Linked DNA regions of Homo sapiens: region 2 is linked to region 1. A link is a contact called in ENCODE Hi-C or POLR2A ChIA-PET data. All regions are on one chromosome and are shown on one strand. The core of a region is the stretch at or near the end of the contact, and the rest is flanking DNA. Distances in the headings are between cores, read along the strand shown.

Evidence for each region. Hi-C counts contacts between places; a loop is a spot of excess contacts on that map. ChIA-PET counts read pairs that join two places held with the same protein, here RNA polymerase II (POLR2A).
Region 2: a map of mesothelial cell of epicardium shows a loop between it and region 1 (18-fold over the local background). The contact joins the promoter of KRTAP13-3 here to the promoter of BACH1 in region 1. A Hi-C loop is called at or near these places in 1 of 168 maps with a recorded cell type or tissue (mesothelial cell of epicardium). POLR2A ChIA-PET finds 5 or more read pairs at or near these places in 1 of 52 experiments (WTC11).

What each region holds. Positions count from the first base shown.
Region 1 is chr21:29,296,482-29,300,315 of GRCh38, reverse strand. It overlaps BACH1 (BTB domain and CNC homolog 1), which reads right to left and starts at 1,394. Exons shown (of 5, transcript NM_001186.4): 1 at 1,363-1,394. It overlaps LOC105369299 (a long non-coding RNA gene), which reads left to right and starts at 1,580. Exons shown (of 2, transcript XR_937652.3): 1 at 1,580-3,710. RefSeq lists a silencer at 960-1,869.
Region 2 is chr21:30,423,961-30,427,542 of GRCh38, reverse strand. KRTAP13-3 (keratin associated protein 13-3) reads left to right here and starts at 1,617. Exons shown (of 1, transcript NM_181622.2): 1 at 1,617-2,163. The coding sequence starts at 1,631. The coding sequence ends at 2,149. The region is part of intron 3 of LOC105372772 (a long non-coding RNA gene); the gene reads left to right.

The DNA.
Region 1 (3,834 bases), core at 145-2,644:
AACCCAACTTTTTAGAGAGTCATCCTACCTTGTTAACCAACCAACATACCGAACAACAGTAAACCACTTGACAGAAACATAGGTTAAACAACAATACAAGAATCACTACGCCAAAGTCACCCTACTCCAAGCTGACTCACCGGGAGCCTTTCTTCCCTAAGCTTCTTCAAGATGTCCAAAGGCAGAAGTGGCAAGTGCCTTCAAGCCCAGCCCAGCCCTTGCACCACTACCCAAAGACCAGGAAGAAGCAAGCCGACCTCTTCCCATTTCTCTGCTTGACTATGTGAAGCGCTCAAGTGCTCTGCCACTAACACATCTGGGATTTCCACCCTTTATCCTTCTGAACTGCATTCAATGCAGACCCTCTGATGTAAAGGGTGTTCAAATACATGATCAAATTCCCATAGCATCATCCATGGGTAACAGTCCCTACCCCTACACAATTCTCCAAAAAGCAAAGCATCCTACAAAACATTCTTTGTTCCTCCAAGCATGACATTGTAGCTCGTTTTCCTCATACACGTTCTTTCACAATTACTACTACACTTTACCTGGAATCAGCACAAGTTTAACGCAGAAGCCTCACTCCATAAAAGCATTCCGCACAATTCTACTCAATGACATGAAACTGCCGTGTAAGAATGAGAAAGCAACGGCACTCGTGTTACATTACACGAGCACAAAGCTGGTGTCTCCAGAATCAACGCCCACTCTCACCATATTGTGCGAGGCTTAATTACAACGCGTGGGCAAAACTCCAACAAAGGGAGTCCTGGGCTCTCCGGTCCCCAAAACCAGTCTTCGCTAAATCCAGCTCAGCACGGTGGCCTTCTCTCCCCAGCCACAAACTCGGCTTTTCTTACGCGATTCCACGCGCGACAGCCACCGGGCTGAGTAGACGCGAGGCTGGGCATGCGGTGGGAGGCGGCGGAGGACAATACGGGGCCCCAGCCGCGAGGGCGGTGCTGATGTGTCACAGCCCGGGCGGGCCGCGGGCGAGGGGCCGGGCTGGCGCCCGAGGGCAGGGAGGGGGGTGGGGCAGGGACCCCGCGGCCCCCAGCCCCCGCCCGCCCCGGGTAAAGTACGGCGCGCGCGGGTAAACAACAGCTCCGGCAGTGCAGGGGGTTCGGCCGCCGACGGGACGCCCCTTCCGGCGTCGCGGCCACTTCCAGGATCCCGGCCGCCGGCGCCCCCCGCGGGCCCCGATACGTGCCCCCCGCGCCCCGCCCAGCCCAGAAAGAGCCGCCCCCGGCCCGCCCGCGCCTTCACTGGACCTGTCCGCCGGCCTCCCCTCACAGGCCCGCGGCCCTGACCGCGCCAACCCTCCCGGAGAAGGGCCGGCGGGACGGCCGAGCCACTCACCAGAGCTGAGGCGCGGCGCGGCCCGACTGACTGAAGCGAGAGCGCCCGGCGGGCGGCGAGGGCAGCGGTCAGGTGACTCACTCCTTCCGCGCGGCCAGCCGCCCCCTCCCTTCTGCGCCGCTCTGCTGCCGCCACCTCGCGGCGCCAAAACCCCGCCCGCCCGCTGAAGGCCCCGCCCCCGGCGCCGAAGCCCCGCCCTGCCGCCCTCGAAGCCTCTGTCAGCGAACGAGCGCGCGCAATAGCGCGGGGCAGGGGTCGCCGCGGCCGGAAGCCCACGCGGGGGGTTGCAGGGACGGGTCGTAAGGGGCGGGGCGGGCCTCGAGGAGGCGGCGGTGGGGTCCCCGGACCTCCGCGCGTGGCACAGCCCGCATCCTGAACTGACTCCCACTCGAGGACCACCTCTCCTCTCCCTTCTGAGGGCGGAACGGAAAGGCCAAGCGCCTCCTCGCCTCGGGAGCTGCAGGACGCCCTAATTCAGCCGAGTCGCCGCGTGCCCGGGTGCCCGCGAACAGCAGGAGAGAGGACGGGCGCTGGCCCCACAGGGGTCGCTTTACCCCTTGAAGAGCTCCTCGCTGCCTGCCCTGGGGGTGGTGGGCGTCCAGGTTCACAGGGTACTTGAGCTTGCTGGGGTGGGGGTGTGTATGAAGTGCGTCCAGGGTTTTGTGGAGCGCGTCTAGCAGTTGCTCTACTTCTTACTGACAGTGAAACAAGGGCGCCCACGACAGGTGTTCCCTTTTCGCTGTCGCTGCCAGGAAGCTTCCAGCCAGGTTCAGCGCCCAGTGGTGTCAGCCGGCCCATCTCGAGCCTTGGTTCCGCTGTCATCTTCTGGTGCTTATTCTGGTGTTTATCCAACTGTCCGTTTTGAAATTATGTTCCCAAGCCATTTAACACCTCTGGAGAACCAAAGCACTGGCTGTCAGCGGAGCGGGATGCACGCGCAGCGGAGGGGACTGGGCACGCCAACCCCACGAGGGTTCCTGCGGAGATGACACGGACCTTGAGGTCTGAAGCCAAAGGACGATTTGTGTGAAGGGATTTTATTGTTAGCTTTGGAGCCAGCAACAAGAACACAGCCCTGGAGTTCCCGGGGCAAAAAGGATACCAAGATAATAATTCAGGTATTACGACTAACATGACTGCATTTGCACCCACAGGCTGTGGGACTTGGGGACGTTTGAGCTACATCCAAAATACATGAGAAAATCACACAAGTGAAATTGGATGAGAGTGCGAGGGGTGAAGTGATACATTATGACCTAGAATTAGGGGAGGCTTCCTGGAGCAGGTGACATTTGCATTGGGTCTTGATTGGGAAGAGTGGAACCCAGCAGTCTAGATAGGGTCCAGAGGTAGGAGGTACCTCGCATCCCAGGCTGCCTCAGTTCATGGTGAGAGTGCAGATATTTAGTGAAACAGGAGGAAAGGACACTTGGAAATACACCATGAAAGAAGGATTGAAGTTCTTGCAGACACATGGGAGTGTCCGAGGCTTTATTCTCCTTCCACCTTGAGCCAGTGGAATTGCAGTGTCTTTTTTCTACACCTATGCAGTTTTTTCTACACCTGTGCAGTTTTTTCTAGGGGAAGATCAGACCCTCCTCTTTGGGAGGAACTCTTGCTTCTTTAGATAATAGCAGTGACATTTTCTAGCCTGAAAATTATGATGTATGCCCTGATAGGTTTAATTATTTGAGAAGTTCTCACAAAGGTATACAGATGTGCTAAGAGTATCAAGTCAAGTGAGTGACTCTCAAGCTTCATTATGGGGAAGAATATTTGGTTTGCTTGTTAAAATGCAGATTCCGGCCGGGAGCAGTGGCTCATGCCTGTAATCCCAGCACTTTCAAAGGCCAAGGCGGGCGGATCACGAGGTCAGGAGATCGACATGGTGAAACCCCGTTTCTACTAAACCCCAACATGGTGAAACCCCGTTTCTACTAAAATACAAAAAATTAGCCAGGCATGATGGTGTGCGCCTGTAGTCCCAGCCGCTCAGGAGGCTGACACAGGGGAATCGCTTGAACCTGGGCGGTGGAGGTTGCAGTGAGCTGAGATCGCGCCACTGCACTCCAGCCTGGCGACAGAGCAAAACTCTATCTCAAAAAAAAAAAAAAAAAAAAAAATGCAGATTCCTGGGTCCCACCCCCAAAAGATGCTAATTTTGTAGATCTGAGTAGGACCTAAGGGTCTGCATTTTTAATACTGAAGCATGTGGTCTTCAAGCTTATGGCATGTAGTAGGGACAGGACGAAAAATGAAACTGGAGAATGAAATGAAACCGAGTCAGTATGAGAAGGGCCTCATGCACAGCACCTGGAGTTTGGACTTCATCCCGTGGTCTGCAATAAGTGAGTAGAGGTTTCTAAGTCATGTGGTTATTTTTAAAAGCTAATTCTAGTATTGAGAAGGAATGGGAGTGGAAACAGATAGTAGGTTGAATGAAGGAATGAATGCAGTAAAATGCTCAGTGAA
Region 2 (3,582 bases), core at 368-2,867, 1.1 Mb before region 1:
CCTTCAAAAAATTGGTTTACTTTTTGTATTAGTCTATTCTCACACTGCTATAAACTACTACCTGTGACTGGGTAATTTATAAAGAGAAGAGGTTTAATTGACTCACAGTTCTGCAGGCTGTACACGAAGCACGGCTGGGGAGGCTTCAGGGAACTTACAATCATGGCAGAAAATGAAGGAGAAGCAGGCAGTCCTACAAGGGAAGCAGTAGAAAGAGTGAAGGGGGAAGTGCTACACATTTTTAAACAACCAGATCTCATGAGAGCTAACTCACTAGCACGAGAACAGCAAGGGGGAAATCCACCCCCATGATCCAATCATCTCCCACCAGGCCTTCCCCAACACTGGGGATTACAATTTGGCCTGAGATTTGGGCAGGGACACAAATCCAAACAGTATCACTTTTTAAAAAGTATAAACAAGATTAAATATTTACAGATTTTCTGCATTTTTTCTCTTTCCAGAGTCTCCCCTGAGAGAGGCTGGGAGAGTTGTAAGATTTGGACATAGGTCTGGCCCAAGTGAAGGAGAAAGAGAAAGAAGTGCTTGAGACCTATGCAGGAGACAGTAGTTCTTTAAGGCCGTTGAGGAAACCCTGAGTCAAAGCTGGCCGTCAATTGTCTTCCAGGAATTCCTATATCCCACTGTGCTCAGTCTTTGCTTGGGAGCAGCCCAGAGAAAGCAAGCCTTCCCCAAAAATGCAGTGTTAACTTTTAGAACACAGCAGGTAGGACCACTGGTTATTTAAGCCTCCTGTAATTTAAGATCCGAGATGAGAATTCTCCAGGCTGCCACACATATGAATGAGAATCTCTTAGGACCATGGGCCTCATATTAGATGCATTGAATCTAAAATTCATTTATTTTTTTCTGTCATTTCAATGGTGTGTGTTTATTTAACACTTTAATTCTCTTCATAAGGCCCCAGAATTGTTTTTCATTTGTGATTGTCTCAGTTCCATCCCTTGCTGTCACCATGTCTCCAAATAATTGTCCAGGTTTCCTTCTGGTCATAGGCATCAATGTTATTCAATTTGTCTTGGCTCATACTTTTCCCTCTACACTGGATGTGAGACACAGTGAGTAACAGTACATAATAGATGAAGGAAACTTTTGTGGAATGAGAAAGGATGGTGACATGTAGGTTTAGTTTTCAGCAGGTTTCTCATTAAGGCCAAAGTTGTGTCTCTAATCCATTGACAAAAAAGACATGTAACTTTATCTCATTTCTCACTGTTTAGGGAAAATTATTGCCCATAACAGCCAATAACAAGACACATGAAAATTATGCTAGGAGGAAAAGGAGGTGCTTTCCTAGACATAATAAAATAAATATTAATACGAAACAGTCATAGCATTTCTGGCATAAGTGCAGTTCATTGGCTTTGTGCTATAACACCAAAATTATAGCACGCATAAATACAACATGTGGAAAAGTATTCAAATGCAATTACAGGCAAGATTGCTGAGCTACACATATGTAAATGAGGGAGCACAAAAATGTGAGGGATGACTCTGCTGTGCACCACACCTATTGCTGAGAGGATATAAATGACACTGTCCAGGATGCCACGTTAAAACTCAGAATCTTCCCAGGTACACTCAGCTGAACTCACATCTTCCCGTCAACATGTCCTACAACTGTTGCTCTAGAAACTTCTCCTCCTGCTCCCACGGGGGTTACTTGCACTACCCAGGCTCCTCCTGTGGCTCTTCCTACCCCAGCAACCTGGTCTACAGCACTGACCTCTGCTCTCCCAGCACCTGCCAGCTGGGTTCCTCTCTCTATAGGGGCTGTCAGGAGACCTGCTGGAGGCCCAACAGCTGTCAGACATTGTGTGTTGAGTCCAGCCCCTGCCACACCTCCTGCTACTACCCCAGGACTCACATGCTCTGCAATTCTTGCCTGACTATGCATGTTGGGTCTCGGGGTTTTGGATCCAATAGCTGCTGCTCCCTGAGCTGTGGATCCAGGAGCTGCTCCTCACTGGGCTGTGGATCCAATGGCTTCAGATATCTGAATTATAGAATCCATACCTCCCCTTCCCAGAGTTATAGATCCAGATTCTGCCATCCAATCTATTTTCCACCTAGAAGGTGGTTCCATTCATCTTGTTATCAGCCATTCTGTAGATCTGGTTTCTACTGACTAATGTGGTGACTGGTAAAACTCATTTGAGAAATGCATATTCTTTAGTAAGGTCATCTGTTAATTTCTTCCTTTGAGAAGTATTCTAATATTATTGATCACCAGGTCTTCCTTACTTTCCAGCCCTCAAAAACTGGGTTGTATGTTAGTTCTGTCAAACTGCAGTTTGGATCAATGAATAATCTATAACTGGATCAATCTGGATCTATAACTCTGGGAAGGGAAGGCATGGATTTTATAATTCAGATATCTGAAGCCATTGGATCAATGAGTGATCCAAACTGCATTATAGATATAATTTATAGTTTTTGTATTTCTTTCCAAAAGAGATAGGAAGTGAAAAAGATTTTATTTTAATAAACTCTTTATTCTTCTGTCCAAATGTGCTGTTAATATTGCTATTTATTAGTAAAGCATTGTCTAGGATGTGCATTGTCATTGCTTCTGGTAATGGGCTTTGCAATGCCCAGATTGTGGGATCTCCACACTAATTTTGGTTGGGCTTTAGATATTTTCCTCCTCTTTAAGCAGGAGTTTCTGGGATTCTCACAGTTTCCAAGGATAGCCTTTCTCTTAAGTATCCTCGTCAGGATAGTTAAGATAGCCTTTGCTATCATTTTTGATGATAACCTTTCATCAGAATCATCAAAAATGATTGTTTGGGTTGTATCTTGAAATAAAATTGGATAGGCTGTATTTATACTGTTCTGTTCTCTCACATCAAAGCGTTATAAAAAGTAAGTTACTGATAGTATTAAGAGCATTGACTATCCTTGTTCATTCCTTGAATATGCCATGCATCTCTAAGGACAGAATGTAACAGAAAAGTTTGAAGAGTACATGAACAAAATTCATACTTATATGATTAGGCCTGTTCATGAAGTATATTAAAATGGAAGACTAACACATGGATGTAAATGTTTAGAAAAGAGCACCTATGAGCTTCAGGTATCATAGTGCAGGAGTATCACTTATTTTTAATTAGCTAAATCCCTGAACCCCAATTACTGTTTTCAATCTGCTCAAATGATCTCCATTTGTTTAAAAAGGCAGGCAACAAACTTTGATGGGAAGGAAGTAGGCTCAGCAGGTGTTAGTTGTACCTGGGTTCTTTGCCAAAATATAAACTGAATCTAATTGAAAACTCTGAAGCCTTTACTATCATCAAAAATGATTGTTTTTTGTCGTATCTTGAAATAAAATTGGATAGACTGTACTTATGCTGTTCTGCTCTCTTACATCCAAGTGTTATAAAAAGTAAGGTACTAAGACAATACGATGGTAATGGCAGACATAATATTTATATAAAACAAGCAATGTTCAAGTATTTTCCTATTCTTTATTTTATAAGATCTTCTAACATTCTCTGAAATTAGAAATATAATGCAGATTATTAGACACTTCACAAAAAACTTAGTCTTATAAGTACATAA